2 separate regions of the Mus musculus genome follow, and region 2 is linked to region 1. A link is a loop called in an ENCODE intact Hi-C map of the cell type or tissue named here. Cell type or tissue: gastrocnemius. All regions are shown on one strand. Each heading gives the region's core, and the rest is flanking DNA. Links, peaks and the distances in the headings are about the cores only.

Evidence for each region. A loop is a pair of places that touch in the nucleus more often than their neighbours do. Peaks named below come from ENCODE experiments on the same cell type or tissue, not always from the same donor. Only the 100,000 strongest peaks of a DNase experiment are listed, where the experiment ranks them.
Region 2: it touches region 1 in a loop (4-fold over the local background); 2 of 42 quality-filtered maps call a loop at or near these places.

The regions. Positions count from the first base shown.
Region 1 is chr11:108,416,694-108,433,130 of GRCm38, reverse strand. Cep112 (centrosomal protein 112) reads right to left here and starts at 7,865. Exons shown (of 27, transcript NM_001373899.1): 1 at 7,780-7,865. In gastrocnemius, for the core only: no CTCF peak of the experiment used is centred there; DNase peaks (open chromatin) are centred at 8,008 and 9,700; H3K4me3 peaks cover 1,908 bases; H3K27ac peaks cover 1,346 bases.
Region 2 is chr11:107,620,886-107,637,322 of GRCm38, reverse strand. Helz (helicase with zinc finger domain) reads right to left here. Exons shown (of 33, transcript NM_001368755.1): 16 at 10,609-10,788; 17 at 9,869-9,970; 18 at 4,973-5,151; 19 at 2,225-2,343; 20 at 1,012-1,157. Among named protein-coding and RNA genes, the nearest start is that of Mir6932, 8.6 kb to the left of the region's middle. In gastrocnemius, for the core only: a CTCF peak has its summit at 7,654 (motif pointing left); DNase peaks (open chromatin) are centred at 7,206 and 7,635.

The sequences.
Region 1 (16,437 bases), core at 5,830-13,829:
TGAGTGGCTGGAGAAGTACATAGGGCTGTAGATCAGCTCTGTGTGCTGTGAGATCCTGGGTTCAACATTCCAGGATACTATAAAATTAGTACTAATATAGAAAATGTGAGTAACTCTCATCATTTAGCCATAAGAATAAGAACATCCATAAAAATACTGACAAGGATCATCCTTCTGACAGCAATCAGTTGTATATTTTAAAAGAGAGAGTAAAGAGGGTGAGAATAAATACAACTTAAGTATCAGAAGTGACAGTTACACCACCTACCCTGTGGTCACTGCAGATCGTATACATGGTTTTAAATACAGTCCTGAACCCTCAAACAGGTCAGACTTCTATGTGTCAGTTCACATTATATTTTACAACGTTGATCCCTTCACCAAAGAAAAAATACAAATAATGACAATTTATGTACATAAAAATATGTTCAACCAAAACCAGACTGCAATACCCCAACACCACAGAGGACAGGCAAAATGCAGGCAAGCAATGCAAAGTGCTGGTGAGAATGGAGAACACAGATCTCTCGTGTATTGTTGTCCAGAGTGTGAAATGACAGGGACATTCTGGAAATAACTTGTCAGTGTCTCTCAAAGGTAGCCAAACACCTACCATATAGCCAAAGAAACCTCAAATGAAATGCAAAATCTATATTCACACAAAAAGTGCAGATGTGGTGCTCAGAGTAACTTTTTAGTCTTCTTTCTTCTTGAGTTTCATGTGTTTTGCAAATTGTATCTTGGGTATTCTAAGTTTCTAGGCTAATATGCACCTATCAGTGAGTACATATCATGTGTGTTCTAAATCAACCATGGAAATAGCACACAAATTGTAATATAACCATGGATTCTAACACAGCAACCAAGATGAATACTGATACACAAAACAACACAGATAAACTCCAGTGAAGGAAACAGTTGTTATATGCAAAGTCCATTGCTATGATATGAGCTACTAGGAAAGGAAAAACCTTTCGCAGCGAGAAGAGAAGAGGCCATGGTTCACAGAGGTCATTAGTGAAGAAGAGTTTGAATAGAGAGAAATGAATACCAAAAGAGAAAAATCCACTAGGGGTGTTTAACTAACTGTTCTGTACATGAATTGTAGAAGAGACTAGAAACCGGTACTAAAAAAATTCACTGAACTGTATACCAAAATCTTAAAATTCTTTAATTCCCCTTAAACTTTTAAAAATATTCTTTGTATATACTAAATATATAATTGAGGTAAAACTGACAACAGCAGAAATAAAATATCTTATGTTTAAATGTGTCCAGAAGATGGCGAGATGGCTCAGTTACTAAAGAGCTTACTGCTTAAGCATGGGGACCTAAGTTTGAATCACTCACATAAAATATCCAGGCATGGTCACATGTGCCTGTAAACCTCCTGCAATGGAGACAGAGACATGTGCGTTCCTGGAACTCACAGGCCAGTCTACCCAATAGATGAGCACCAGGATCAGTGAAAGTCCCTGTCTCAAAAGATAAAGTAAAAAGAGGATGAAAACTGACCTCGACATATAAGCGCACTCAGACATGCACACACACACACACACACACACACACACACACACACACACACCCAACCCTTACCTGCCACACAAGCCTGTAATGCCATTAGTCAGAATACTCAATGCCTGCCTGGCTTGCTGTGTGGCCTCAAGGCAAACCTGGAAATTCTATAAGATAACAAGTAAAAGGTATAGAGAAGACAGTGCTTGTCTAGCATATGTGAAGCCTAGGTTCAGTCTACAAAACCTCAAAAAAATAAAAAAATTAAATGTGTGTGTGCATCAGTTCAAACCTCAAAACTGAAGAAAACGGAAAAAAAGAAAAAATACATCCATAATCAATATGTCCATTTAAAATGTGAACTACCACAGTAAGGCTATATTTACATAATATATATCACCCAATTTGCCACATATTTAATTTACAAACTATAGCCTGGGGAAAAATTCTATTCTGCCTTAAGAGCTGTCTTGTTCCACAGCTTAGCCATTCCCTACAAAACCATTTCCTAGTATTTATCAAAGAACACACAGTTTATCCCCAGTAGCTTCTGAGACCACCCATCCTGTCTTTCACCGATTCACCTTACTTCCTTCCCAGCCATGAGTGGGACCTATGGTCTCACTATTACACATACATATGTGCTCTTTCAACCTTTTGTTCTCCACCCAATAGTGCTCAGGAGGGAAAACCTTGGCTGAGATCCTTGCTGCCACTTTCCAACTAGTGTTCCTCCAACTTCAACTCACAAAATCACCCTCTTTGGGGCCTCCAATCACCTGGCTACACCACTTGCTTTCCAGTCCCATTGCAAGCATCTTTATCCCCAAGTGGTCACTTGCACCTCCCTTCCTCAGTCTCCCACCCCCACCTCACTGCCTTGGAGCTCTTCTTTCCACTTAGCAATACCATACTGCTAGCCCTTGATTCCCCAATCACTCTGTAACTCCCTAGCCAAGGAGCAAAAGAAGAAAGATGGTAGTGCCTTGGAGTTAGGTAGCTTTCATGCACACTTATGGGAACTTTCAAGAGTCTATTTTAGCTGGGCGTGGTGGCGCACACCTTTAATCCCAGCACTCGGAAGGCAGAGGCAGGCGGATTTCTGAGTTCGATGCCAGCCTGATCTACAAAGTGAGTTCCAGGACAGCCAGGGCTACACAGAGAAACCCTGTCTCGGAAAAAAAGAAAAAAAAAACCCAACTTTTTCTCAGTCCACAAAGCAACTTTTAAAACTTAACATACATCTTAAAACCCCCTAATGAACCGCAACTCTTCTCTCAGTTTAAAGGGAAAAAACTTGGTTAATTAAAAAACAGATAAGAGCCCTAGTAAGATGGTTCTCCTCCCACCTCGCTGAAAGGACTATCCTTACAGAAATACCCTAGCTCCTTTCTGACAGCCCAAGCAGCAAGAACTCTTCTAGCTAAGATGGTAGCTCCTCCTCTCGTTTATCATCACTTACTACCTCCTCCCTATTTCCCACTCTAACTCCACAGGCTCCTTCCCCTCCGTGCCACCTCTCATTCCAGCCTTCCACTTTCCAGTCTGCTGGTACTGTGCAGCTCCAGCTTCATCCTCCCTGGGAATTACTCCTTCAGCTCTATCATGTACTAAGCATTTTCAGAGAGGCCCTATGGCCCACTACTTGTTAAATCCACGGTGCCTTGCCCTCCTTACAGCTCACCACTCCTACAAATGCATCTTTGATTGCAATGGCTCACTTGCTCCTGCTCTGGAGTCATTTCTTCGTCCCTCAGTGACTCCTTTCTCCAGCCAACACTAAGTGCAGATTCTGCCTTGGCTTCCTCAGTCTCCTTTCATCCGACTTTCCCCTTCTCGGGGCAATCACAATCAGTCCTGGAACTGAGGTTGTTTCCTTACGCCATTCACCCTTACACTCTATTGCTAACTCTACTCTCTCCTTGAAATGCCAACTCATACTTACAACAGTTTCCTGGATCTATTCCACAATGTCCTGTCTGTTATGAAGTCGTAAATATCCCAAAGAAAACTCCACAATTGTGCCCATATTCTTGGTGGTATCATCAATCTATTTCATCTTCCTTGTTAAACACATCAAGGTTTCCACTATCTAAACTCTCCATAAAACAACTAAGTTCAGGGACAAACACACAAAAGGCACAGCTTCTCTACTCTCTCTTACTCTATCAGATAAAACCCTGAACATCACTAACTTGTTCTACTACAATGACCCTATGACCTGCCTTCCAATGAGCCGTGTCACTACCTGAGAAAAAAGTGAAGCTTATCATAACTTTTCAAACTCTCTCTACTGCCTACTACAGGATACTTTGCAAACCCTGTGCTAGCCATGCAGGTGCCTTCCCATTTTAGCCTACTTCTTACCACAGCTACTCTGTCTGACTAAACAAACCCACCGTTGTCACTACAGTCTTCTAACCATTCTTCAAACACTCCAAGCCATTACCTGGTTCTGCTCCTGATGCAAGGGTCTTTACAGACCTGAGACAGATAAATGTAGCTCAGATGTCATTGCTGAATGTAGCTAGTCTACTTACCCTCAGCTAATTGTTGCTCTCTTCTTTCTGTAAAATGCTCACATCTGTGTCGCTACATTTACCATACATTTATCTGTCATTTACGTATTTTCTACATCTGGGGAGACTCTTGGAAAGTAGGGGTCATGACTCACATCTTAGAAGGAACTTCACATATTATCAAGTATGTTAGGGTCAAAGAATTGATTGCTGGATAAACAGATCAATGTTCAACTTTTGTATGACTTTTTGACAAATTGTTTGGGGGATCACACAAGTTTATGTGGGTATACACGTCCATGAGGAATTTTGCATGTGTCCCTTGATCTCAATCCACATTAGTTTTTGAGACAGGGCCTCTCAGTAAACCTGGAGCTCATGAATTCAGCTAAGCCATCTGGCCAATGAGAACTAGAAATCTACCTGTCCCTAGCGTTACAGATCTGCACTACCACATCTGCCTTTTCCTTGAGTGCTGGGGATCCAAGCCGATGTCCTCATGTTTAAACAGCAGGCACTTTGCAGATGGAGCCATCTCCCCAGCCCCCAAATGGTTGGTTTTTAATGCTTCCATTCCAAACACCAAACAGGTCTTACAGAACAGAAATATTACATGTTTCTAATTGCATTTGCCAAAAAATGGCCATCCTACTTTCTGTGGATCAGAGGAAGGAATATTTTTCAATTTTAAGACATGGTTAAACTAACTTTATTCAGGGTTGGGGAGGCAGCTCTGTGGCAGAGTATTTACCTAGCATATATGAGGCAATGGTCTCAATTCTCCGCACTACATAAATAACTAAATTAATTAATGAACTAATTTTTTAAACTAAATCAAGTAACTTGATTTAAATTAATTTTATGACTAGTTGATAGGTTTGAAGGCATTGTATTTGATTTGTCTCACTTTAAAATCCTATAACATATCTGGTTATGTACTTGGTAAAAGTACAGTATGATATTATACAAAGCACAGTACGCTAGCATACTGGGTATTAGATAATAAAGTTGACAACAACTACTCAAATGGATACATAAACCTATGGAAACTGCTAGATCCAAAGCTGTAAGCCCAGCTCTGCCCTTGATGCACCGCCAGCTTGCACACCATGCCCTGGTACTCAGATTCCTGCCTAAGCCTGTTGTTTGCTGTGGCCAAAGCAAAAAAAAAGATTCCTCATAATCACTAATTCTCAATAAATCCTTTGACCTTTGTGGAAATGTTAGTGTTTGATATTAGAGGAGACTAAAATTCAGCAGCTAAGTGACTCACCAAAATCATAATTACACAAATCCCAGATTAAAACTCTGAAATCCCTAGCTCTTACAGCCATTATATCTGACCATTTAGCCATTTGCATGTAAATCAGCAATATCTCCAACTTAAAAAAAAAAACAAGTAATTTGAGTAGCAGAAAGGCTGTCTGAGCTGCTGTCAGGACATGGAATAACCAAGTCAAGTACTCATTCTAAGAGCATCACAACGAACAAAAGCTGGGGAGACAGCTCAGACAGGAAGAACGGGCTTCTCTAGTAACCAGTAAGAAGCTGGGCCAAGGGGTGGCACGGCAATTCCAGCACCGGAAGGAAGGGCAGAGCCAGGTGGCTCCCTAGAGCTCACTAGCCAGCCAGCTAAGCTTAATCAGGGAGCCCAGGTCCAAGTGACAGACTCTCTTTAAAATAAGTTGGACAGTTCCTGAAAATATCTGAGGTCAAGTTTGACCCCTGGCCTCCAAATCTGTGTGCATGCCAAACCCACGTAAAAACAGAGCCGGAGTGATACATAGTGAAGCTAAAAGTCTGCTTTTCCTTGCCCCTATTCATTCGCCAACAACAAAAAATATATAAATTAACATCTCAATTTTTGAAGGAATTCCTGCTACACAAATTACATTGTGCACATAAATTATGTCTAGCTGTTGAAAAGGTTTTTATACTATTCCTCAGATCTTTGAATTTAAGGTATCAAGATAGAAAAATAAAAGCCTGGCACTGTGGTGTGTGCTGACTCTTGGGAGGCAGAAGCAGGTATGTCTGTGAGTTCATGGCCAGCCTGGTCTACATAATGTGAATTCCAGAACAGCCAGAGCTATGGAGAAAAACCATTTAAAAAAAAACTGTAAAATAAGTAAAGCTCTATTCTGGCTTAGGATTAAATTACTCATAGTATGCCTTTCACTGATACCGACTACAATGTGACTATTGCATATACAAAAGGAATAAAAAGGAATTCCTCAGAAGGAATAAAAGAAGTTGGGTGGCTCTCCTTTTAGTTATATTCTGTATTTATACTGCCTTTTATTTAACTCATTAGTCTCGCCTTTAAAAAAAATCCATTTCTTTGTGGACAGCTATGAAATATGAAATGGGCTAAGACCTTCTTAGGGTTCCTGGCTGCCACAGAAGTCAGCAAACCTCAAGCAAGCCAGCAATAGTAACATCCTTAAAAAGGAGAGACACACTTCATATGCAGAGCATGCCCCTCGCCAAGCGCAATCTATTCCTGAAAGTTGTGTAAATGCTTTTTGTTCCATCAGATTATATGTTGAGTATATTGTGAAGAATAACACAGAAGCCCTGAAACGCCAACAAATCAACAAGGGTTACCCGGGCACATTTGGGGGTTTTGGTTGTTTTGCCTTTTTTGAAGGAAGGGGGGACAGAAGCCTTCCCAGAAGACACTGGGCTGCCAGCTAAGCTTAATCAGGGAGCCCAGGTCCAAGTGAGAGACTCTCTTTAAAACAAGTTGGACAGTTCCTGAAAATATCTGAGGTCAAGACTATGAGTGTCATAACTGTATCCCGGCATGTCATCAAATGCACCTAACTTGACAGGAACAGTTCCCATTGTCCTTTACAGGCCTGAAGCTGGGGCTTAACAGTGTGCAGGACCTGACCCAAATCCAAGAGACAATCCTGGACCTGAATACTGCACAATTATCCTCCTCTCCGCTTTGCTGGGCATTGGAGAGGTGGTCGCTGTGTAATGAGGTTCACTGGCATTTTGATTGCCTTTTCTATCTTACTTTCATGTATCTTTAAATAGGAAATGCAAATCATAAAAATACCAGCATACTGATGGGGGGGGGGGTACTCAGGAGGCAGAGGCAGGTGGATCTCTGTGAATTCCACTCTGTCTCGAAGATGAAACAAAGGTCAGCGGTCCTATTTATTTGCTCTCTGGATCACTACACTCTATGTCCCCACAAAGGGCAAGGACTCCAGGCTGGGTCCCCAAAGGGCAGGGACTCCAGTCTGGGTCCTTGCAAGTTCACTGTTCATCAGGACTTTCTCGGAGTCGGCCTGCAGTCTGATTCTCCTCCTCTGACTGATCTGACAGCACCTAAGAACTGCAGCGGTCCGGTTCCTGGCGGTCACTTCCTCCGCCCGAGTGGGCACCGGGAGCGGCGCCTGTGTGGCCCACCCAGGCCCGGGCCGCTCTCCTACCTGCTCCAGGACACAGACCTCTTCTCACAACCGCAAGCCCCCTACCTCGGGGTTCTGGGTCCCGCCATGCCGCCTGCCCAAACTTTCCTGAGAACTTTTCCCTGGCCGTCGCTCGGCTGCTGACCCCGCCGGCGCGCGCGCCACACAGGCCGCAAGCGCGGGTCCCGGGCCTGCGGGCGACGCCCCTCCCCGGGCCAACCCGCACGCGCGGGGGCTCCATCCCGCGCAAAATTCCACTCAGAACCTGGGAGTAGGAGGCGGGTGGGGATTGTCGATGGGAGAAACAAGAGAGAGAGAACCTGGCGCCCCAACAAGCAAGCCGTCCACTCGGCCGCCGACGCCCAGCCGCCACAGCCAAACGGTTTCAAATCCTTGCGGGCCGTCCAGCAAACCGGGGGCGGGACTAGCAAACTCGCCTGTCCCGCCCCCTCGAGCTGCGGCTGGCATTCAACTCTGTTGCCATGGCGACGCTCCGGGTTAGGTCTGTCACTGCTCCTCAAGTCCGAGGGGGCGGGAATTTCCGCCCTTCGGGCAGTTCGCATGCTAAGGGCGGAGACTTCCCTCCTCACTGTTTCCCCACCCTCCGAGAAATGGCGCCAGCAAGCAGCTCCGTTGCTATGGTAACTGTCTAGTCTACTGCGCAGGCGCCGAGCTCGTGGTTTTAGCCCATCTCCCCAGAACGGTTAGTTTCCAGGCTTAATCTTCTGTGATCCCTGGACTATACAGTGGATGCTGCATCTTCCTGACTTCTTACTCAGTCGCTTGTGAGCACTTTAAAGATTGAGGAGAAAGAACAAGAAAAACTCAAAAGTGATGGAACTACTGGACAGTAATTGGCAGAAAAGCCTGTCGTTTGAACAGACATCACCGTTGAGTAAGTCCGAAGCATGAAAATTTACCCTTGTTAGTTCACACTCCAGAGGTGAATTATTCAAAACAACGAGCAGGATATTTACATTTGTTATTTAGAACCATCATAAGTCTGAAAACACTAACCCTGCAAGATCCTGAACTGAAATTTAAAAGCTTTCTGTTTAACACTCTGTACAGAATAGTACCATCAAGTAGGGGAGAAAATGTATTTTTGCGCTTCCCAGGAAGTCTGGTGGACCTCGGGCGGTCAACTTTGCTGTGTACTGGTGTTCTTTGATCTTTTACGTTTCTGGAAGCTCTGAACTGGATAATTTAAAATACCAACAGAAACAAAATTTAAATTGTAAAAAACACTCCCTTCAATGAAATGCAGTGTGCCGCTGCTTTTCACCTAAGTTCACAATAGAATCCCTCTGCAGAGTCTTTGCGATGCACTCAGTGTGGTGCCAAACCTCAATTGAAGCACAGCTTGAAGCATCTTTTCAAGTTTACATAAGGAAAGTAGAGGAGTCGCTTGTTTGCAATTAGCTGTTTTCAGCTTCCAGAAGAAGACTACGTTCTTTCAAGGTGCACTTTGGAATCCACCTCCCTGGAAGAGACAGCAATTGTTCATTATTTCAGAGGCAATTTGTACTACAGAAGAAAGAATGCTTTCAAGAATATTTGGTTTCCAAAAGCATTATTTGAGCACACTCGCAGCTGAGCGATTGTCCCACAATCCAGATCGTTGGTACTAAGAATCAGATTGTAAAACCCACGTATGCAGAAATGAGACGAGTCAGAGACCACTTGGAAGAGGTGCACTTACTGATCAAAGGATACAGACTTCCAAGTAGAAGAAAGAAATTCAAGAGGACTAAAGTCACCATTCAACGTGGTGACTATGGGCCATAACTATATTGTACATTTTGAAGGATGACTTTAAATCTATATTTATGGACAGAAAACTTAGCAGTGTACAATTAACCTAGTTCAGTGGCAAGTTCTTTTCCAGCTTGAAAATGGGAACCATAGGTCACCCAGTGGTGGCAGATCTCCTTGTACCTGGCTTTGTCATTGGTCCTGATAGCTTCTACCAGCTTATCTTTTGTCTCACGAGTTAATCTGGGTGCAGGCCACAGTGGTGCGTGCCTTGCTGTGGGCCAGCCACCCCAGCTTGGCCTTCTCTTTGATGCTGCTGCACGGAATCCCCACCTTGTGACACAGGGCAGGCAGGACAACCAACAGCTCAGTAGCATCTACATTGTGTGCAATCACCAAGAGTGGAGCTTTCTTATTCTCTACCTTTTTGGCTCCTGCTAGAAGAGCAGGTGGTCTCCTCTGCCAACAGCTTTCTTCGCAGCACTGGCCGCTGGCAGCCTTCGCTGCTTCTTCTGCTTCATCTCTGCCCTACACGTGTGGGTAGCCTTAAGAAGCTGGGTAGCTGTTCGGCAGCCCAGGGCCTCAGAGAACTGGTTAATGGCATGAGGTACTTTGGGTTGCTTATAGAGGATCGTTTTTTTTTTTGCTGTTGCAGCTGGGTGGATCAGGCCACCCATTTGGGCTGGGGCTGAGCTTCTTCGGTCTTTTCTCAGGGAATTCGCCACTTTCCTTTCCCTCCTACTTCACAGTGATGGGACCAGGGCCATCTTTTCCCCCTAGACATGCTTACTTGGAGCATCTTGCTTGGCTGAAGGAGAGAGTTGTATATTGTTTTCTTGAAAATTCCTCTCAGGGTAGATTGCTATAATGTTCACCTTGTAGAATGGATAAGTACATAAAGCAGTGTGTGTGTGTGTGTGTGTGTGTGTGTGTGTGTGAATTTTCTCAATCCACGTTGCATGCATCATGCATCATGCAGTACCAATAAATGCACGTGGTTTGTAGACATTGCAAAACTCAGCCTCAGAGATAGCTCAGTGGGTAACTGAGTATTTGCTCGGGTGTGAGGACCAGAGTTCAGTTCCCCTGCCAGGTGGGTGTAGTTCCTAACCATAGTTCCAGTGCTCAGAAGGTAGTGTCCCCATAGAAAAATGGCTAGTTATACAAGCAGTATAGATGAGCTCTCAGTTCAAATGAGACAGCCTGCCTCTCTGAATAAGGGAGAGAGTGATCAAGAAAGACCCCCATATCAGCCCTTGGGCACACACACACACATGCATACACACGGGCAGTCACATCACATATTTTCCTCAGAGGGGGAGGAACAAAGGAAAAATGTGATTAAGTCAATTTCATTGCAGAGGAAATGAGGGAAGGAATTTTACTCCCTCAATATCTACCCTCAAATCTCTCCAAAAATAACTCTCGGAAAATATGAATGTAGACCAGAATTATGATAGCACATTTTTCTTTTCTTCAGTATTTCGAGGCCAAGGATTCAAAAATTTCAACATGAGTTTGTCGAGTCATTTGAAGGGATGTGAGTGATGAACACCCTGAAAAATATAAGACTCGAAAATAAATGTTACAGACTTTGAATCGCTGTAGTGAACCACCAGTTACTTCCACTCTTACCAGGAATAATCAAAATTAGCTATTAACAGAAATGGAGGTTTAGCTTAGTAAGCTAGGAATTTTCAGTTGTCTCTTTTCTCAGACTCTGTATCCATGCTATTGTAGGTAATCTGGAAAATACTGAGATGTTTAAAGAAGAAAATTAACCTAATTTGACCATTAAAAAATAGCCAGGCCTAACATGTATACATTTATATATATATGTGTGTGTGTGTGTGTGTGTGTTCAAATCCTCTATCTATGTGTTACACAATCATTTTTAAACATGACCTTATTATCCCATCATATGGATATAACATAATTTGATCAATCTTCTCCTGTAGTTACTAATTCTGGTTCTTATAATATTCCAGTGATAAAAATCTCTGTTGTAGTCTCAGTTGCCAACATATAAGAGATTTGCTTCTCTGGGTGCGGTAGTGCACACCTTTAGTCTCAGCGCTTGGGAGGCAGAGGCAGGCAGATCTCTGAGTTTGAGGCCAGCCTGGTCTACAAAGTGAGATCCAGGACAGCCAGGGCTGTTACACAGAGAAATCCTGTCTTGAAAAACAAAACCCAAGCAAACCCAAACAAAAAGGATGTATTTCATATATGTACATGTATGTATATGCTTGTGCGCACGTGTGGTAAGTGCGGTGGTCAGAAGTCAATGGTAGGTGCTTTCCTCAATCACTTTCCCCCTTAGTTTTTAAGTCTCTCGATGAATCTAGAACTTGCAGATTTGAGGAGGTTATCTGGCCAGCCAGTTCCATGATGCTGTGTCTACCTCCTGCCCTCCCCACCCACCCCATCCTGGGCTTATAAGTCACTGCACCTGGCTTTTATATAGATTCCAGGGATCAAACATAGATCCTCCTGCTTTCAGATCTGTGCTTTATTGACTAACTCATCTTTCCAGCCTATGTAAGAGATTTGCAATAGACATAAAAAAAAAAAAGCAATCCAGCTTTCCTCCCAAATTACTCATTAAACTTATTTTGCAAGTCTCTAAGACATGCAGCAGTTTGAGAGAGTGTCAGAGTCACATTAACAGCTTTTTGGGTCTGTGCAAATTGTATCTTTAAAAAAAAAAAAAAACTAGTATCACTTTTTAATTGGCATTTGCTACTCTTTGAAAATGTTAATGTTTCTTATTAGCCCTCTTTAGTTTCCTGGAGTCTGGTAGAATGTCTTCTGCTCCCTGTTCATCTTGAGGAATCTGACATGATATAATGTGGCGGTTTGAAAGAGAATGGTTCCATAGGCTCATGTGTATGAATGTGTGGTTCCCAGTTTGAGGACTATCGGGTAGAATTAGGAGGTGTGGCCCTGTTGTAGGAGGTGTGGCCTTGTGGTTGGAGGTGTGGCCTTATTGAAGAAGGTGTGTCACTTGGGGTGGGGGGGAACCTTTGAGGTTTCAAAAGCCCCTGCTGCCAGACCCAGTCCCTCAGCCTGCTGCCTACTGATCAGGACATAAAGCTCTCAGCTACTGCTCCGGCACCATGAGTGCCTCTATGTTTCCCGCCATGATGACAGTGTGCAAACAAGCCCCGAATTAAATGCTTTCCTTCATAGGAGTTGCCTTGGTCGCGGTGTCCCTTCACAGCACTAGAACAGTGACTAAGACAGATTAGCAAATATCTTCCTCTACAGTTTCAAATTTTAAAATTTAGCTATCAGTGGCTCTGTACACTTTACTTTTATGTTAAGCTGGTAGTTTGTACAATGAAATTTTAGTCGCGATTCACTGTTTATTTTTATTTTTTTTTTAGCTTTTATTACCTGTATGTACACCCCCACCCCATCATGGGAGGGGGGCAGTAAGAGAACAGCTTGTGGGAGTCACTTGTTCTGCAGGGTCAAACCCAGGTCACTAGGCTCGGCAGCAAACATCTTTATCCACTGAGTTATTTTGCTTGCCCCACCATTATCTATTATTAAAACAGTAGAAGTGAAATCTCAAAGGACTTCCTATCTAGATGGGGAGCAACTTCTAAATACTAAGAATCATTCCTGTGTTGTTATTATATGAACTTATCAGAGACAAATATCAGAACACCCCCATAACCAGTAAATTCCTTAAATTGGATGGGGAAATGACGCAGAACTTTCTATTTAGAGAACACAAAAGTATAAGTTTCATCACAAAAACGGTGAAGTTTAAAGAGAGCAGAGAGGAAAGGCATATTTTCTTTTCCTCATTAATAACAATTGAAAAGGTCACTACCTTTAGTACAGTGACTCTGGGTTCCTTAATTTAAACCAGAGCTAAGCAATATTCATGATTCCATTCCTGTTCAGCCCACTCTCTTGGAGAAACTCATGCTAAGGATTGTTAACAGAAAAATCCCAGCTCTACTTCCGGGCTCCAGCAGTCCCTATGTGCCCCTGGCCAGTGTTGGAACAGAGAGCAACCGGTTAGCAAGGCACTCCAGCCTGCTCTGCACAATGGTCTTACCTGCCAACCTGGGGGACACCAGGCTGCAAAATCCCCACTTTCAAGCACAGTTACTTCCAGTAAGCTCCAGGGGGTGGGGGTGGGGATGGGGGTGGGAGGGCAATCAGAACTCAACTAGAAGTACAGCCTCAAGTCAAAGCTCTGAAGTCTGGGTATCTGGGTTCCGAGAGTCCTTCATGATGTGAGGCAGAAATCCAAGTTACACAACTTCTTTAGCTTCCTTACGGACCAATTGGCAAGATAAGGATGGTTCATAGGGAACATTTTGCTCAGCACCTGATACAAGGACATTTCAATTTCTCGTCTTCCCCAAGTCTTTTGTGAACATTTAGAGATCCAGTGCAATCTTGTCTGCTAACTCGATTGCGTCTGCAGCCACAAAACCCATGCTCCTGGGTGTGCCTGTGTGAGATATTCTTAAACAGAGTATTTGAAGCAAGAGCACCCACCTGGAAGAAGGAAACCGCTTTTTATCTGTTTGCCCTCAATGGAAAGTTGTCTGTTCTGTTGCTGGGGCGTTCCTTTGCCTGTATTAGGACCAACTTCTTCAGGAGTCCAATGCAGACTGACAACCACAGCTCTCCAGGGATCCTCTAGGACTCCAGGGCCATCCTGGAACTGCTAAGACATCCAGACTCGCCAGGGCGGTGGTGGCTCACACCTTTAATCCCAGCACTTGGGAGGCAGAGGCAGGTGGATTTCTGAGTTCGAGGCTGGCCTGGACAGTTCCAGGAAGGCCAGGACTATACAGAGAAATCCTGTCTCGAAAAAAAAAAAAAAAAAAACCAAACAAACAAAAAGACATCTGGACTCCTGGACTGAACAACTATCAGATTCTCAGCCTTTCCATCAGGAGATAGCCATTGTTGGACTACCCGGAGGACAGCCTGCGACCCGTCTAATGAATCCCATTCTCACCAGTGTCATCACCATCTTCTCACCATCATTACTGGGGAAGAGATCTGTATAGCTGCACATAAGTGTGTATGAACATATATGTGTACATACATATATACATATACATATTTTTTCAGTCTATCAGTTCTGTCTCTTTAGACAACTCTAATACACCCAATATGCACCACTAGGAGGCAGCAATAACACAGAGAAAAACTTGTTCGTAATCTCTCTTTCTCTTACAAGCATGCATGTGTGTGTGTGTGTGTGTGAACATTTACATGTAGATTTGGGTCCCAGGGATCAAGCTCCAATTGTCAGGCTTGGTAGCAAGTGCCTGCTGTGCCACCTTGCCATCCCAAATAATTTATTGTTCAAAGGATAACTAGATGAGCTTAGAAAGTTCACATGATGAAAGGCATATATACATATACATGTATATATAATCTATTTACTAAAAATTAAATTTAAAAAACTTTTAAATAACTTGAAGGAAAAAAGAGAGAGATAAAGTAAACTTTGTACCGGGACAACAGAAGTTGGTGACTTAAGGGCAAGATTCTGCCTGCTGACAGCCTGCAGGGAGCAACTGCAAACTTCCCTGAAAATCTTCCATTTAAACAGAAAGTGCCTGAAAATATGGAGCTGCAGAGGTGCCCTGCTCCACACTGACCACTGGAGGAGGCGCTTCTTCCTATGCATCTGCCTATCCCTGCCAGTCAACTTTTACCATTAGCACAGTACTTCCCAGAAGTCCATGGGAAGGGGCTCCGCGGCAGGCTGTCTACATTGGGGTGACCTGTGGATATGTCCTTGCACATTGTCTCATTTAATTTAGTTGATGTGGGAAGACAGTCCATCGTGGTTGGCACCATTCCCCAGACAAGGGTCCCTGAACTGGGTAAAAGTAGATGTATTAATTTGAGTACAAACAAACAAGCAAAGACGTACGCGTTTATTTCTCTCTGCTCTTGACTGGGGATGTTCTGTGTTAGGTGACCAGCGGTCTCAAGGTCCTGAAACTGTGACTTCCTTGCATCATGGGTGTGACCTAATACAAACCCTTCTCTCCTAGGCTGCTTTTTGTCAGAGTATTTTACCACAATAGAAACAAAACAAGAACACACAACAAAATTGAAATTAAACAAAAGTAATATCACTGTAATATGTTTGTGTTTTAGGAAGGAGAGGTGTACTCAGCACTTAGAATGTCTTAATTCTAAATGGATTCTGTTGAAGCAGTGTATTTAATTGCATAACACAGGAAAATGTACAAATTAAGTTGCCCCTGGTTAAGGGCAGATGGATGGATATCTTGGGTGTTGCTTTTGTTGAAAAGGCCAGGATATTTCTATAAATGAATGTTTTCCCTAGATTGAATCTGAATGTTTTTAAAACTTTGTGTGGATTCTTTGTGAGTTTTACGTCATGCACCCCAACCCACTCATCTCCCCTCCCTTTCCTATCTTTCCTCTGCCCTTGTAACCTCCCTCGAAAAAGAAAACAAAAACCCAAAACAAGACATTAAAAAATATTTCCTCGTGGAAGCTGAAGTGTGTCACGGTGTGTCACACAGCATGTCCTTTTGTACACACATCTTTCCGGGCAACGATTCATTGCAATGAGTCCTTGGTCTGGGTTAAGGCCTCGGGCTTCTGCTACACCGTCAATACCAGATCCTCACCAAGCCTCTTCTTGAATATCGTGTTGTTGCCCTGTGTCATGGAGCTCCTGCAGCTTTGGATCTGCAGGACTTTCCTGATATCCAGCAGTACACCACTTCATAGATGAGGGAGAGGTTGGAGTGAGCCAAGTCAAAATCCTACATCTGGTCCTGCGTGGCAGCTGAACTGGTCACCCTGCCAGCTTTCCCACACATCCAGGGTGATCTCCAGCACTGGCCCAGCTAGCTTACCCAATGCTTCAGCCAGCAAAGGGGAGGGGTCTCCCACTCTAATGCTTCTGGGACCAACTTGCCCTCGCCCACACCTCCAGACCCAGTTCTACTATGCTGCCAGTCAAGGTCAGACCCATTCCCTGAGTGCTATACACAGCAAGGGACAGGGCCAGCTCTCTGTGCTCACACCCATCCACACCAGGACATGCTCTGCTGTGCTGCTCAGGCGAGGTGCGGGACCTCTCCTGACTGCTGCAGCCAGTGAGGGACAGGGCCAGCTCTCCATAAATAAATGCTTTGTGTTTTGGTTTTAATCTCAACATTAAATTAGAACTCAGTGGATGTCTTTCAGCAAGT
Region 2 (16,437 bases), core at 4,234-12,233, 790 kb after region 1:
CAAAGGACAGGGATGCACAGTATATCCTACTCCAAATGACTGCACGATTGCTCTGTGTTCTTACTGTATTTTATTATTTCCGAGAGTATCCTTCCGCCTGTAAAAACACCCCTCTAAAGGGGCTCTGTCACAGCACACAGGCAGCCTCACGTGTCTCATGTTTCTTTTTCCATGAGACTGAGTTAGGAGACGGGTGGCACTGTTTACACTAGTGAGAGGCACTCTATGACGTTCACATAATGACAAAATTTAGTGACAGTCCTCAGACTCCATCCTATACATAAGGGATATATGACTATACATACAAACACAAAAACACATGGTATTGGATACAACGAACCAACTGCAGTCTCCAACCTTAACAAAAACCACACTGTCTAGTCCTAAACACATCACTGACTACAAATGGCCGGCAACCGTGGAAGAGCAATGTCACCGCAAAAGATGACAGAACTGCTTCCAGGGAGACCTGAGATGGTCTCCACAGGCATGACAAGACCAGCATCGCTAGCTGTAGGAAGCTTTTGCAGGGTTTGTTTCTGGCAATGCTCGGCTCCTTCAGCCGCATGCTGATCACAGGACTCGCCACCCAGCTGTTCCGTAGATGTGTCTTTCACACGTGTACTGTAGTTAAGAGGACTCTTTTAAAAAGTCAACGTTAGAGGTTTTCCCTTTGAATTTCCTTTCCTTTCTCTTAGAACATATAACAGAGGTATGCCATTTTTCATATAGATTACATATTAATTCATAGGAAAATAAATCTATAGAAAAATGGATAGAAAAATATTTCAGGCTCAGTGAAGCCTTAAGTTTTAGTACTCAAACTGCCTTATTTCTTATGAAGAATCACAACTCTGGATTTTCATGTATTCTTTTACAAACAACAAGTTAGGCAAAGTCTGAGACCCCCAAAAGACCACAAATAAATCACCTGTGCCTGGCCATGTGCTTGCCGGGTTCCCTCCCACAGCCCACAGGAAGTGTGAGTCAGAGGGGACAGCTCACACCTACTTGATGATAGCTTCATGGGAACGATAGTTCTCACAGAGGAGGATCCTGCATGGAAACTCAGCAGGGTAATGCTCGTAGAGTCGGTCAAGTAACGAAACGTGAAGGTTTCTCTCCCTGGCAAACTCGCTGTAAACAAAAGGGCTGAGCTGTAACAGACAAACAGATGGAGAACATTTAACCGGATTGTAGTAATAGTATTTTTGAATCTACTTAAACACTAAAACTTATGTATAACTTAACATACTAAATGCAGGAACAAGCCAAAATATAAAAACAAAAAACAATTACTCATTTTGTCTACAAACCATTTTACTATTCCGTGGAACCAGACTAGAGCTCTCGCTTCTCAGTGTAGCACAGCAATACTGTCTACACTTACACAGAGTCCCTCCCACAGTGACTTACTAATGTAAAGAGCAGAAATCATTACGTCACCAAAACCAATCAACTGCTTTATGCTAGTACTAAACTCGTCACTGACTACCAAAGGCCGGCAACCCTGAAAGACGAGATGACGGAACACAACCCGCACAACTGCTTCCACAGAGATCTGAAAAGGGTTTCACGGGCATGACAAAACCAATATTACTAATTTATATGAAGCTATTATAATAAACTGGGGGCTGGTGAGCTGGCTCAGTGGGTAAAGGTGCTTGCCATCAAACTTGATGAGCTGAGTCGGATCCTGTGAAGGCACGTGGTAGAAGGAAAGAACTGCCAGCTGCAAGGGGTCCTCTGACCGCTGCATGTGCACCATGTGTGTGTGTGGGCACATACATACTAGGCAAATAACATTTTTAGAGGATTTGATTAAAAAAATAAAATAATAAATTCAACTGGCTATTGTAGCACACACCTGTAATCACAGAACTTACATGAAGCCATGCTTTGAGGCCAGCCTGGGCTACATAGTAAAACTTTGTCTCAATAAATAAGTAAATGTATAGATAGATAGATAGATAGATAGATAGATAGATAGATAGATAGATAGAGACTATGACAAGCAAGTATTAATATTAATAATCAACAAGGCTTTCTTCCATAATGAAACCCACTACTCTACATACTAACCATAAAAATTAACTCTAAAGGAGCTGCAGTGAAGGCTAACATTGGCTAAGACACTCACAGGTATCATAACTGGTGTTTTAGAAAACAGAATATTGAACACCAAAATGTAACTCACAAAGACAGTGACTAAGATGACACCTACCTGCATGTGATCACCAGCCAAAACAATCCGTGTGTTTTTAGTAGCTAAGGCTAGAGGCATAATGGTCTCACACTCCATGGCCTGGGCAGCTTCATCTAAGAGAACGTGCGTGAAGAACCCTAGAAGGTACAACACAGGAGAACACTGTCACAGAGCAACTGCTCTCTGCGCTGCTAGGTAAAGTTTGTTTCATTAACCCAAGTCATGAATAGTCTAAGGCCAACCTCAATCCAGACAATCAGCTTAAAACAGGATTTTTTTTTTAAAGACTGGGGCTGGAGAGATGACCCAGAGGTTAAAAGCCAATGTACTGCTCTTTGTAGAGGACTGAGTTTGTTCCCCAGCGTACATGGTAGATAGTGCACAGCCACTTTGAACTCCAGAGATGTGACAACTTCTGGACGCTGTGGGCAACTTCACTTACGTGCACACACGTGCACACATGAAAAATAAATGTTCTTAATGCTTTTAAAAGAAAAGGTTAAAACGATTAAGTATGCTTTCTTTTGTTAACATTTTCTCAGGAACCGCATAAATCATCAAACTGTTGCCTACTACTTAAGCAGGCACCTTTTTTTTCTAAAGGCAACTGCCTGGTTTTTATCCCAGCACTTCAGAGGCAGAGGCAGGCAGATCTGAGTTCGAGGCCAGCCTGGTTTACAGAATAACTTTGGGAACAGCCAGAGCTATATAGAGAAACCTTGTCTATAAAAAACAAAAAAGAAAAAAAGTATAAGATGAGAAAGCAAATGGAAGGAAAGAAAGGGCAATTAATTAATTAACTAATTAATTAAAATGACTTAGTTTGCGTCTTAGTTCTGTTGACTGTAAGATAACCACCATAGTGTTGGAGTGAGAATGGACTGGAATAAAACCTAACAGCACCTGGACAGCAGTGACCACGGCTCCATCCCAGCCCTTCCCAGCCACTCCCCTCTCACAAGCAGAGCTGCAGCAGCCAACTGTCTGCACACACTGCCCAGTATCAGCATCTAGTGAGGGGGGAGTAAGCATTCCCAAGCTCGGCATCACAGAGCCCCATTTACAAAGATGCTGCCACTGTGCTCTGACCTCTGAAACACATCCTTGGATTGCCTCACGGCCAACCAAGAGCTACAGGCAGGCAGAGAAAGTCTCATCCAATGGGGGCCTTCCTTTGTACCCAGGCTAGTCACCACCCTTATCAATTCCAAAGTCTTTTTACCATTAAACCTGGCCTCAATAAGGAAAAGAAAAAGTTAGCTGCCAATACCTTCATTTAAGATAAATGTAACCTTTTATCTTAAATTGGGTGGGGGTGGGGAGGGTGCTCCAGGTGTCTATGCCCTGGGCCAGGTGCCAGGGACTGGCCTGTGCCTTCCAGGACTCAGACCTGCAGTAGAGCGTGTCAGTGGCTTTAAAGGCAATTCCAACAGGAGATGGGAAAGTCATGAGCAGTTGGCAATTACAGGAAGAGCAGGGCCAGCCCTGCTGAAGAGCATGCTAAAGACATTCGACGGTCTTCTCATGCTCAGGTTCTACCATACTCAACTCACCAGCTTACATCTGTGTGCTCATATAAATCAGACTGAGCTGGGCATGCTGGCTCACACGCTGGGAAGCCCAGCACTCGGAAGAGTGTGAGCTTAAGGCCAGTCTGGGCTAATAGCAAGCTCAATGCAAGCATAAGTTATAATTATAAAGTAAGACCCTATCTCAAAACCACAAAAATAAAAAGTTTAAATAAATGAAGAGTGATTTTTACATAGTCCTAGCATGTAAGAGTGCTTGCTGCATGATGTTAAGTTCTGTTAACAGCATGTTGCAGCACCCACACAATGAGCAGGGCATCCCACCTATACCTGTAGGCCCAGGGAAATCACTAGGGCTCACTGGCTTCCAGCCTAGCCAAGAAAATATGACCTCAGATACACGGAAGATTCTGCCTCAAAGGAATAGTCAGAGAGTGACAGGAGAGGCACCTAAAGGGCTCTCTGGCTTCCACAGGCACACACATGTGTGTGTGCATGGAGTCATCTGTGCATGGAGACACACAGACACAGGCATATGCACACGCGCCCCACACACACACTTGCACACTCACTTGTGCATGTAGACAGGCACATTCTAGCTCAAGTGTGCATGAAGACACATAGACAGACAGACACACACAAATAAATCCTTAAAAATAAGGAACCTTAATCAAGTGCCATAATTGCTATTTCTACATTACAAGATTCAAAAGCGGGGGCTGGTGAGATGGCTCAGTGGGTAAGAGCATCCGACTGCTCTTCTGAAGGTCCAGAGTTCAAATCCCAGCAACCACATGGTGGCTCACAACCATCTGTAACGAGATCTGACGCCCTCTTCTGGTGTGTCTGAAGACAGCTACAGTGTACTTATATGTAATAAATAAATCTTTAAAAAAAAAAACAAGATTCAAAAGCAACTTAGCAAAAACCTCAACAAAATCACACACACACACACACACACACACACACACACACACACACACAACTGTCCAAATTTGAACTGATCACTAGTGAACAGATACCAACTAGAGAACAGGTGAAATGGCAAATGTTTTTCAGTCAAGGGCCAAAGAGCTTCTGTCCCTGCAGAAGATCCTGCATCATAAAAGCAGCCGCAGACAAGAAACCAGTTAATAAAAGGACACAGGAAGCTGCATTCCGATGAAAGAGACCTGGCCAGATGTGGCCCACAGGAACCTGTCACTGGGAGACAGCCACCTGTGGCAAGTGGGCATACCAGGTTCCAGGTCCAGCTGGCAGAGGTACTGGGAAGTGCTCAGTGTGACCACCACCACTCGATGTTTAAGAATATCTTCCTTCTGGGGCATCTGAAAGGTGGACTGTGTGCTCGAGATCAAGCAGTACTGATGCACGACTGGGTGGACAGTCTTCACCCAGCGATTCCGGAAATACACCCTAGAGAGAAGACGGCACCTCCTGTTAGAGTGTTCATAGTCGCTGAAGATGAAAACACTACACTGTCATTTAAGAGCACAGTGCCAAAAATTAACAAATGAATCCCATCCATAATCATTCCAACCCTCTCAGAGTTTAAGGCTGTAGTAGAAAGCTGCCACGATACGCCCGTGATGACCTTCCCTGGCACATATTTTTACAAGATTTCAACATTAAGTATAGGTGCCACCACATACCTAACTTTTTAAGTATTCAGATTAATCTTGCAACAGAATTAGCACACAAATATATGTTTTATGAGCAATGGTTTTAAATTAAGTTTGAAACCTTCCATTCTTAAATTACCTTTTTCAATTACAGTCTTACTAAAATGTATTTGACTCTGATTTTAATTATTTATGCTACTACAAACCATGGAATTACATGCTTAGAATATTTTTACTTTAGAACAGTTTGTAATAATTTTACTTCAGAAAAGTTCTTAAAATTATTATTTAAAAGGCCTCTGCCTTGGCTTCTGGAATCTGAAGGTAAATTTTTGAATAAACTTTATCAAAAACTCTAAATGCAAATCTTAAGACATGTCATCTTTTCAAGTAACTACAGTAGAAAATATGAACAGGCCTCAGCTATAGACTACTCTGATGGACAGCTACAACCCATACATCCAGCCTCCACCATCCCCATCCACCTACATGACAGACCTACTGGCTGCTGACTATGTTATAGCACACAGGCAGAGTGCACAGGGCTCGGGAGCAACCACAGCAGCCTTGGCTTTGCTTTGGGTTTGATAAAAAGCCATCAAGTGGACAGGGCAGCTGTAATGACTCATGTCACTAAATTCTCTGATCTCTGGGCAGAAATTACTTAGGCAGAGTTTAAGGGCGGCACACTTAACAGATGGGGGCAGGGTTTCCGGCATGTGCTGGCTACCCCTGTGGCCAACGTCAATGGGTCTGCACAGTGCCAACAGACATGAACACGGAAAGAGGAGCTCATGACGGACCCTCATCATCTCATACATGGAGATTCTAACCCGGTCCTGAGGGACGGGGATGGAGAGGGGACTGCAGGGAGCAGAAGCAGCAGGGAGCAATGTCAGGTTAGTGCCAGGGTAGACAGGAGATGAGGGTGGCTTGGGAAGCAGCAGAAATATACAAACTGGATTCACTAGATATGTTAACAGAATGCAACTAGATATACTCATAAATGAACTAGTGGTAAAGATTAAGGCAATGGATGATTTGGTTTTGTTTTGAAACAGAGTCTGAGCCAGGCTGGCCTCAAACTCACTACACAGTGGCTAGAGAACAATCCGCCCTACTGGACCACTGTCCCTCCCTCCTGAGGGCTGCCTCTGGCTTTGGAAACTGCACGAATGGCAGTAGTGTTTACAAAAGTGGAGAAAGAAATAAAACAAATGTAGCCGTTTTCAAATCAGAGTATTAACAGTGGCAAATGATGCTTTTAAGTTCATTATCCAAAATATACAACTGAGAATATAAATATAACTCAGGGTAAAGCTTATATAATACGCTCAGAGCCCTGGGTTCCCAGCACCACAGGGGGGAAAGAAGACATACATAAATATACATGTGACAGCATATTTACATATTTCCTCAAAACAAAATATTTACATATTTCCATGACTTAAACTAATCCTTAAATATGGTCTAGTATATATAATTTTAATTCACTGGGGTCTTATACATGTAACAAATTCATATACAATAAGCAACTACAAATGAACTGATGACCCCCCCCTTTTTTTTAAGCAAATTTTTCTTTAAAGACTACCCAAACGGCAGCTGCTGTTCACTGGCGGAGCAGCGGTGGCTTCCTCGGCATGGCCGGCCCCGTGCACTGCTCGGAACACCTTATCCTCAGAGCCACTAACAAAAAGAAAACTGCTTTCCTCCTCCTTCTTCTCCTTGCTTTGCCTTCTTTTCATTTGTCTGTTTTATAACTTCGAGACAAACTTTCACTGTAGCTCTTGCTAACTCCTCACCCAGTCAAGGCTGGCCTCAGTCAGATTGGCAATAGTCCATCTGCCTGGCATCACAAGTGCAGACCACAGCCACCTGTGGCCCCCATCCAGCTTTTTATGTGCCTTACAAAAACAACTCAATTCTATTTCTTTTTGTTTGTGCATGTGGGGACAGAGGAGGTTTGCGTGTATGTGTAGTATAGGCACAGGGGTACAAATCTCCCAATTCTAAATAAAATAAAAACTGAAACTCAAACCTAAAATGTCAAAAAACGCCATATATTTTAGGTTCAGCTCAATTGGCAAGTACAAGAAATTGCATGATTTTTAACCCTAACAAGTGGGCCTGCCCTATTCACTACTATTGTTACTCAATGGCTGCTCCAACTATCTCCCAGGGCCACATCTATACCAGAGTGCAGGGAAGAAGCCAGTCTGTGGTCAGCCTTGCTCCGTAGCAACAGGCCTGTGTTCCTTCTCAGTCATCTGCGGACATCTGGTGCCCTCTTGTGTTCTGTCTCTGGAATTCCAGTAAAGCTGATTTCCTGCCTGGCGAGGGGTGCAGCAAGCCCTTGCCTAGCAGAGACAGGCTGTGAGGTTCCAAAACCCTCAGACAAAGCTGGTCTTCCAGAGCAGTGATTCATTCTTGTCCTCTCTGTCTCTCAAATCTCTCGCAGTTATTACTGAGTAGGAAAACTATCAGTTAACCTGAGCTAATGCTAGAGTGAGGCCTAAACACTCAAGACGACCGCTCAGCCTCTGCTTCAGGGTAGCACCTTTCCCGGAGAGAAGGCCACAGTGGATGTGCAGGGCTGCATAAAGCAAACTCTCGGGGCGCTAGGCATTTCCCCGTTCTCCTGTGTACTGCATGAAATAGCCTGAGCCTTGCATTGGGAAATAAATTATTTTTCTACCTTGGGTTCAACAACTCTTAGAGTCAAGAAGAAATGAAATCTCTGCTGCGGGTGGGGCAGGTTTCTGCACTTGGGCCAGTCTGACTACACTCGACTGGAAAATCAGTTACTATTACATATATGCAGATGCATCATGGTGGATCCTCAAAGCCCAAAATGATTCCACATGGAAATACCTAGAGAATTAACAGAGTCTACACTCTTAAACATCAAACACCCCATGCTATGTCCATAAGGGCTTCCCTCAACTGTTTCTAAGCCAGGAGCACCTTGACATCCGAGACCACCACATTTCATATACAACATGCACACTCACATACATGAACACACACACACACACAACACACACATTCACATACACGCACAGACACACCCATGCTCGAGCGCACCTGATCTACCAATAAATACTACTAGGGAGAACAGGCAGGGTAAAACGAAAGCTCCTCCTTGTCCTCTGTGAGGTCAGAGGTTAGAGGCCTTAGCCTTCTGTCACTGCATCCTTCAGTAAAATCTTCACTCAGAGAACAGTAAGCACGGTCTTTTATTATTACATGCAACAGGATCTTCTACTGTGGTGGTTTCTGCTGTGTCCTAGAGCGAGAGGACAACACAGTATGGGTGTCTGTGTTAACATGCTACACCACTGCTCTAAACACTTTCAAAGGGGGCTGTGGTCCCAGGAATTGAAGAACTGAATAGCATAACTTCTTATTTCCATGCCTGGGCTCAAGTAGAAGTGAGAGGTTAATAAATTATGGATCAAAGTATAGCTAGAAACTAATTTTTAAGCAATAATTAAGCTAGAGAAAATACCCAAGGAGCTAAAGGGAACTGCAACCCTATAGGTGGAACAACATTTTGAACTAACCAGTACCCCGGAGCTCTTGTCTCTAGCTGCATATGTATCAAAAGATGGCCTAGTCGGCCATCACTGGAAAGAGAGGCCCATTGGACTTGCAAACTTTATATGCCCCAGTACAGGGGAACGCCAGGGCCAAAAAGTGGGAGTGGGTGGGTAGGGGGCTGGGGGGGAGGGTATGGGGGACTTTTGGGATAGCATTGGAAACGTAAATGAGGAAAATACCTAATAAAAAAAAGCAATAATCAATAATCATTTGTACAATAGGCCATGATATATTAGTTTATAACATGGCAAAACTAAACATTATTTCACATAACAAAAGTAAGTGGTATAATATGATTCTGCAGTGTTTTCTGAAGGAAAAGATTTTTATTTTCCCATAATCTGTATATAAGTGCATTTTGTGTTCACAGTCACCGAACCTAAAATGTCCTTTGAAACCCTGTCTTGTACGTGGCAGCAAGAAGCCTGGAACCCGTCCTCGGAGTGCCGCAGAGATCGTTTCCATGCGTCATGCTTCTCTAACGTGCGGCTTCCGCAAACAACCACAGTTAACATTTCACTCCCATTAAGAGCTGTCATCACATGACTACTCTGCTGTACACAATGTGCCAGAATTTTAATCAAACTCAATTTGATTTAAGCTAATCAATTTTCTTTAACCACTTTTCTTATGCTATCTTTTAGATGTACATACCAAAATCTACTCCAACCATAACAACAGTTTTACATGAGAAACTTAAAAAAAGATGTCTTTCTGTATACATAATGTTTCAGAAATGGTACACAATTTTTACATTTTTTGCCTTAATTTAAAAGATTTTTTTCCAATGACATAACCTCCAAATGCCAATGCAGAGTTGATGCTCCCAGAGCCCCGCCATCTTTACAGACACCTTTTCTTAAGAACAACACAGTACAATACAGATACATAATAAGCCTTAGAAATACCTGAGAGGTCTTGCCTGGGGATTGCCTGCTTCTACATATGGATGTAAATAATCCTTTATGTAGAGGTCAGCAGCACTATTAGAATGGGTGCAAATGAGAATCCTGCTGAAATAAATGGTGCAAATAAAAAGAATGACACAACAGAAGCTAGTCAGGCAGTTCAACACCAAGAGAGCAGTGGCCATCTTACACGTCCATTTCCCGCGCCCCGCTCACATTCAACAGGACCCATGGTGCCTTTGGGAGTTATGTTACTCTAAGCTAAAGAGTAGCTCCCCCAAATAATCTTTAAATCTATCCACAGTCCATAGTAAGGATTTTTAAACCCAGCCCTTAGACTTTTAATATACCCATAATGTATAACAGCTATGTCAAACTACCGTGTCTACACTGTCAACTTGTTCTTGTTATTTGGGGAGTGGGGGGTGGGGGGGAAGGGGGTGTTTTTGAGTCAGGGTTTCTCTGTGTAGCCCTGGCTGCCCACTATAGACCAGGCTAGCCTTGAGCTCAGAGATCCAGCTGGCTCTGCCTCCCAAGTGCTGGGATTAAAGGCACAAGCCGTTATGCCCAGTTTACACTGCCTGCCAACTTTTACAACAGCATGTTCTAAGAGAATACAAACTTCATCGCTTTGAGGCTAGGAAGAGGATGAAAACTGTCTCACTGCCCTCATTCTCTCTCTAAAGCAAGGAGAGAGGCTCTGCCTGGTGAAGAGACAGGGCATGCCTCCCTCGGCTCACCTGGTCTCCTGCTGCTGCAGTATGTGCTTGGCCGCCTGAGCCAGAGTGAAGGTTTTGCCCGTCCCGTAGGGTCCAATGATGAGGACAGGCGGCAGCTGGATGGAGAGTGGAGTGGTGATGGCCAGAACAGCTTCTTTCTGCTTTGCATTTAGCCGAGGATCCAACTGCTCGTCCCACTGTCTGTAGAAAATACAAACCTGCTGTTTTAAACACACATCTCAGCGGTGTCGGCTTCACGACACTAACTCGCCCTGAGTGCACAGCATCGACAATAACCAACGCTTACTCCCAAACCTTTCCAGATAAATCAGAGTCAAAGGAAGGTGTTCTGCCATGAAATCAAAACTAACCCGAGTTAGATTCTAATCTAAAGAAATCAAACTTTTGTAGTCTATTTGCTGGTGATATTTCGAAAATGCAGAAAACTATTTCCCAAAGTGAGGAAGCTGCCATTCCCTCCACAGCAAATAGAATACAAAACCAACTAAGTCTCTACTGCTAACTTACTGAAAGGTCTCCAGACAGGCTTAGATCACAAAGGAAGGGAAAAAAACATCTGTATCTCCCTAGTTGAGAAATATCAAAGTTTTATAAATCTTGATTGATTAAGCAGAGGTTTATAAAAGGTATCAAACCAGACAGAGTATTTTCGAGTAGCCCACACACAGAGCCTCCACAGGGCTCCTGCTGTTGGAGTGAGGAGCACCTACTGCCGGAGCACGTGGGCTCTGCGATCCCCCCCACCCCCGCCCCGGCCCCTCCCATGGCGTGTGTATAATTTGAAGATTTAAATGGACACCAGATGCTGGGACAAATCAAACTAAGTCAAGGGTCAACAGTATTCTTCGTCACAACTCCAACCAAAGTACTAACTACAACAACAATTACGGTAAAATGGTGAAAGTACGAACAGAAACAGGAAGAATGTGAAGAAAGTACTGCCAAGTGTCTGCAGAACGACCCACAGACAAGAGCACAGACGTGAGACCAGAAGTCCTCAGTGAGGCCGAACTCTACATAGACCAGAAACTACTTACACTTGAAAAATGCTGTAACAGTCTGAGCTGTTGAAAAATTACAACTGTTACAGTGTGTTAAACTCAAACCAAAGATGTTCTTTAAATCTAAAATATCTTAGAAAACAAACTTTGAAGATAAAAACATGCCACTACTTAGTTTTCTGAATTTGGCAATTCAGCACTGAAAGAAAAAAGGAACTCTATACATATTGCTGTGCAGGAGCCAGCTTCCTTGTCACAATTCTTCCCAGACTGGCAATGCGGCCTGAGCTCGAGGGGACTACCATGCCCAGACCTTACATGAGACAGACACCGCCATGGTTACCCCCAAAATCATCCCCAGCACCCTTTTCCTCTGCCTTCCTGCTCCACAGAACCTAGCTAAGCACGACACGACACTCTGCTTTCCCGCTGCTTTTGCTGGAGACCCAACTGTGGCCAATCTGATGTGGGAGGAAGTTTCTCAAACCAGCCCATCTCTATCTCTCTCTCTCTCTCTCTCTCTCTCTCTCTCACTCTCTCTCTCTCTCTCTCTCTCGTGTGTCACTGTCTCTATCTCTCATTTCATATATATAAAGACACATATACACATGCACATATATACATATACACCTTACTAATTTTTTGGTTTTAAGCCGAGAAAGCCCATCTTATATGAGTTCTCCTCTGGCGGCAAACAGCACATGGCAAATAAATATCAAGTGGCCATCACATAACCAACAAGAAGCATCAGAAAAACCCAGCAAACAAACAAAAACCCAGCATGTTGTTCCAGGCCAGGAGGAAATCTGACAGTACTCCTGGCCCTGGCCCTGGCCCTGGCCCTGGCCCTGGCCCAGCCCTGGGTTACCAGCCGCTGGGCTTCTATAACTCAACCTAACTTACAACAGCAGGTCAGCTCAGAGAAGTTTCTCACACCCATACCTGACTCAGGCAGTCCCAAGATGCCCTGCCTTCCACACCCCTTCACCTGTCTACAGACACACCAACACTCACATTCAATGGCTGTCTTAAAGCCTAATGAGCTAAAATATTCATGTAAAGTTATTTGGAAACATAACTGAGCAACAAAAGTGCAGTCCACGCTACCTTCTATTTCTGTCTTTTCTGGTGATTTTAGGAAAAGATTGGTTGAGTTATATCCATTAAAAAGAACACGGCACACACTAACCACTCCCATCTTGGAGCATGGATGAGTTAAAGAATACTGAAGACATAAGACTCCATACATTAACTACAAAGCTAAGATATTACTGACAAACTTACAGGATCAATTCTGTAACTAATCTATATCTCTTTACTTAATTATGGAATGGATTCTGCTTATCAACTGTTTCAGTGTGGTGAGGCCAGAGTAGATCAGAGACTTTATTGATGCCAGTCACCTCTATAATTTCAGGCAATGAATACTGAATATGTAAAAAAAAGCCAAACATTGAAACAAACTATCATCAGTGTGCCAGCATTTAGCAAAAAAGACTTAAACATGCTCACTATAATATTCAGTCTCTACAGCTAAAAATATAAACCCTCTCCAAGTCTCATCTCACTATAAAGAAATTGTTTTGAGTTTTTTCTTTTTTTTCTTTGCTTTGTGTTTTGATTTATTTATTGGCAGAGTTTTGTTTCAAGACAGGGCTTTTTTCTCTGCGTAGCCTTGGCTGGCCTTAAACTCAAGAGATCCCCTTTGCCTCTGCCCCTGCCTCCCAAGTGCTGGCATTAAAGGTGTGGGCCTCCACGACCACCGGCAAAATTTTTTAAACAGAGCAAAAATTATTTTCCTTCCAACACCAAATTAGCTTATTTTATTTTTAAATGCACCCTGCTATTAGTGTACAGGCTACATGGTCAAGAACAGCCTTGCAATTTCACTTTCTGTCTACACTCCCTGATTCCAGAAAAGAGTTTAAATGGCTACCGGTACCTCAGTGTATCCCCAGACAGGTGACCTTCCACTACTGTGCACACTGCAGTGGTGTGAGTCTGGTCCTGCTTGAAAGCATCTGCTGTGCGATGGTTTCCTGGCACTTGGGCAGTTAATTGTATTCTTAAATGCAATGAGAAATCAAGTCACAATGCCAAAAGCTGCACAAGGGTCCTCACATTTCAAACTACGCTTCCTCTTAAACTTCAAATGAACATTAACGTCAGTCAACATACAAGATCCTCTTGATATTCAAAATAAATGAGACATAGCCTCATACTTTACAGAGCTCTGAGTCCAGGGGAAAGTTGAAATGTACACAACTGACACAAATGAATGCAGAGAGAAGTTATACTGGAGAGCCCAGCTCTGCTGCAGCATGGCTCAGGAAACGTGCTCCAAACTGAAACGGAAGCATCCTCATCTGCCTTCGAGAGTGAGCACCTAAGCTGCTATGACTCCGAAGGACCAAAGGTCTACAAAAAGCGGGTCCTGGGCAAAGCCTACTTGGTAGAGAAAGCCACACAAAGGTAAAGAGGCAGAGACACAGTAAGTGACAGAATCAGGGTCACACTGAAAAGGCCTGAGGATCTCACACATCAATGTATTTAAAGTTTACACACTAGACTCTTAAAATGGCTAAGAACAGAGGATTTTTTGCATGGATTTTACCACAACGTTTAAAAGTTTTCAAAGGAGTAAGAGAAACATAAGAGCCAAATCAGTCCAGGAAGGCCTAAATAAATGTCGAAGCAATTGGCATTTCGTAGCCCCCAGCTAGATTACAGAGGCCAAGAACGGAAGAAGATACGCTGGAAGGCAGCGAGACCCTCTGACAGAGTGCAGACCACACTCAGACCTCAGCCAGAGACTTGCGCATGATGAAATGCCATGATTATTTTAGAAAACTAACTCTGGAAAGGGTGTTCAAGTTGGACCAGACAACATAAATACAGACAGCTGGATGGGCGAGCAACAGAATGCTACAGATATATTAGCTTCAGCACCAGTTGTAAGCATGGGAAGAAAGATGGACGCGAAGAAACGGAGCCAAGTGAGGGCTGGGGAGCCCTGGGTTTCTATAATCAGATCACAACTACATTTAAGACAGTGAGCACTGAGCCAGGCAAGGTGGCACATGCTCAGCACTCGGGAGGCAGAGGCAGGCGGATTTCTGAGTTCGAGGCCAGCCTGGTCTACAGAGTGAGTTCTATGACAGCCAGGGCAACACAGAGAAACCTTGTCTAGAAAAAAGAAAAAGAAAAAGAAAAAGAAAAAAAAAAGACAGTGAGCACCAAAGCATCAGGGAATAGAAAATTCTGGAAACATGTAGACTGACGCCCATTGAGAAATTTGGCAATATTCTCACCTGAGGAATACCGAATGGCAGAGAAGCACCTGAAAAAATGTTCAACATCATCAAAACAACCCTGAGATTCCACCTCACACCAGTCAGAATGGCTAAGATCAAAAATTCAGGTGACAGCAGATGCTGGCGTGGATGTGGAGAAAGAGGAACACTCCTCCATTGTTGGTGGGATTGCAGGCTTGTACAACCACTCTGGAAATCAGTCTGGCGGTTCCTCAGAAAATTGGACATAGTACTACCGGAGGATCCAGCAATACCTCTCCTGGGCATATATCCAGAAGATGCCCCAACGGGTAAGAAGGACACATGCTCCACTATGTTCATAGCAGCCTTATTTATAATAGCCAGAAGCTGGAAAGAACCCAGATGCCCCTCAACAGAGGAATGGATACAGAAAATGTGGTACATCTACACAATGGAGTACTACTCAGCTATTAAAAAGAATGAATTTATGAAATTCCTAGCCAAATGGATGGACCTGGAGGGCATCATCCTGAGTGAGGTAACACATTCACAAAGGAACTCACACAATATGTACTCACTGATAAGTGGATATTAGCCCCAGACCTAGGATACCCAAGATATAAGATACAATTTGCTAAACACATGAAACTCAAGAAGAATGAAGACTGAAGTGTGGACACTATGCCCCTCCTTAGAATCGGGAACAAAACACCCATGGAAGGAGTTACAGAGACAAAGTTTGGAGCTGAGATGAAAGGATGGACCATGTAGAGACTGCCATACCCAGGGATCCACCCCATAATCAGCATCCAAACGCTGACACCATTGCATACACTAGCAAGATTTTGCTGAAAGGACCCAGATGTAGCTGTCTCTTGTGAGACTATGCCGGGGCCTAGCAAACACAGAAGTGGATGCTCACAGTCAGCTAATGGATGGATCACAGGGCTCCCAATGGAGGAGCTAGAGAAAGTACCCAAGGAGCTAAAGGGCTCTGCAACCCTATAGGTGGAACAACATTATGAACTAACCAGTACCCCGGAGCTCTTGACTCTAGCTGCATATGTATCAAAAGATGGCCTAGTCGGCCATCACTGCAAAGAGAGGCCCATTGGACTTGCAAACTTTATATGCCCCAGTACAGGGGAACGCCAGGGCCAAAAAGGGGGAGTGGGTGGGTAGGGGAGTGGGGGTGGGTGGGTATGGGGGACTTTTGGTATAGCATTGGAAATGTAAATGAGCTAAATACCTAATAAAAAATGGAAAAAAAAAAAAAGAAGTAGGGTGAGGCAGTAAGGGAGCTTGTGCTGGGAGCATATCATTATCATATTGTTCTGTCTTTAGGAGCAGTGGCAATGCAATGCTGAGTGGATCTGTATATGCATTTCTAGGCCTGACTACAACAGGGAAGGAAGCGCCCGGGCCTCTGTGTTTACTCTTCACTTGTCAACACGCAGGGCATCCTGGAGATCCATCAGTAAAGACACCAGGACCTCAGCCAGCAAGACAGGGCCACTACCCTGCCTGGCCACACAACCTCCTCTGTGTTGTGG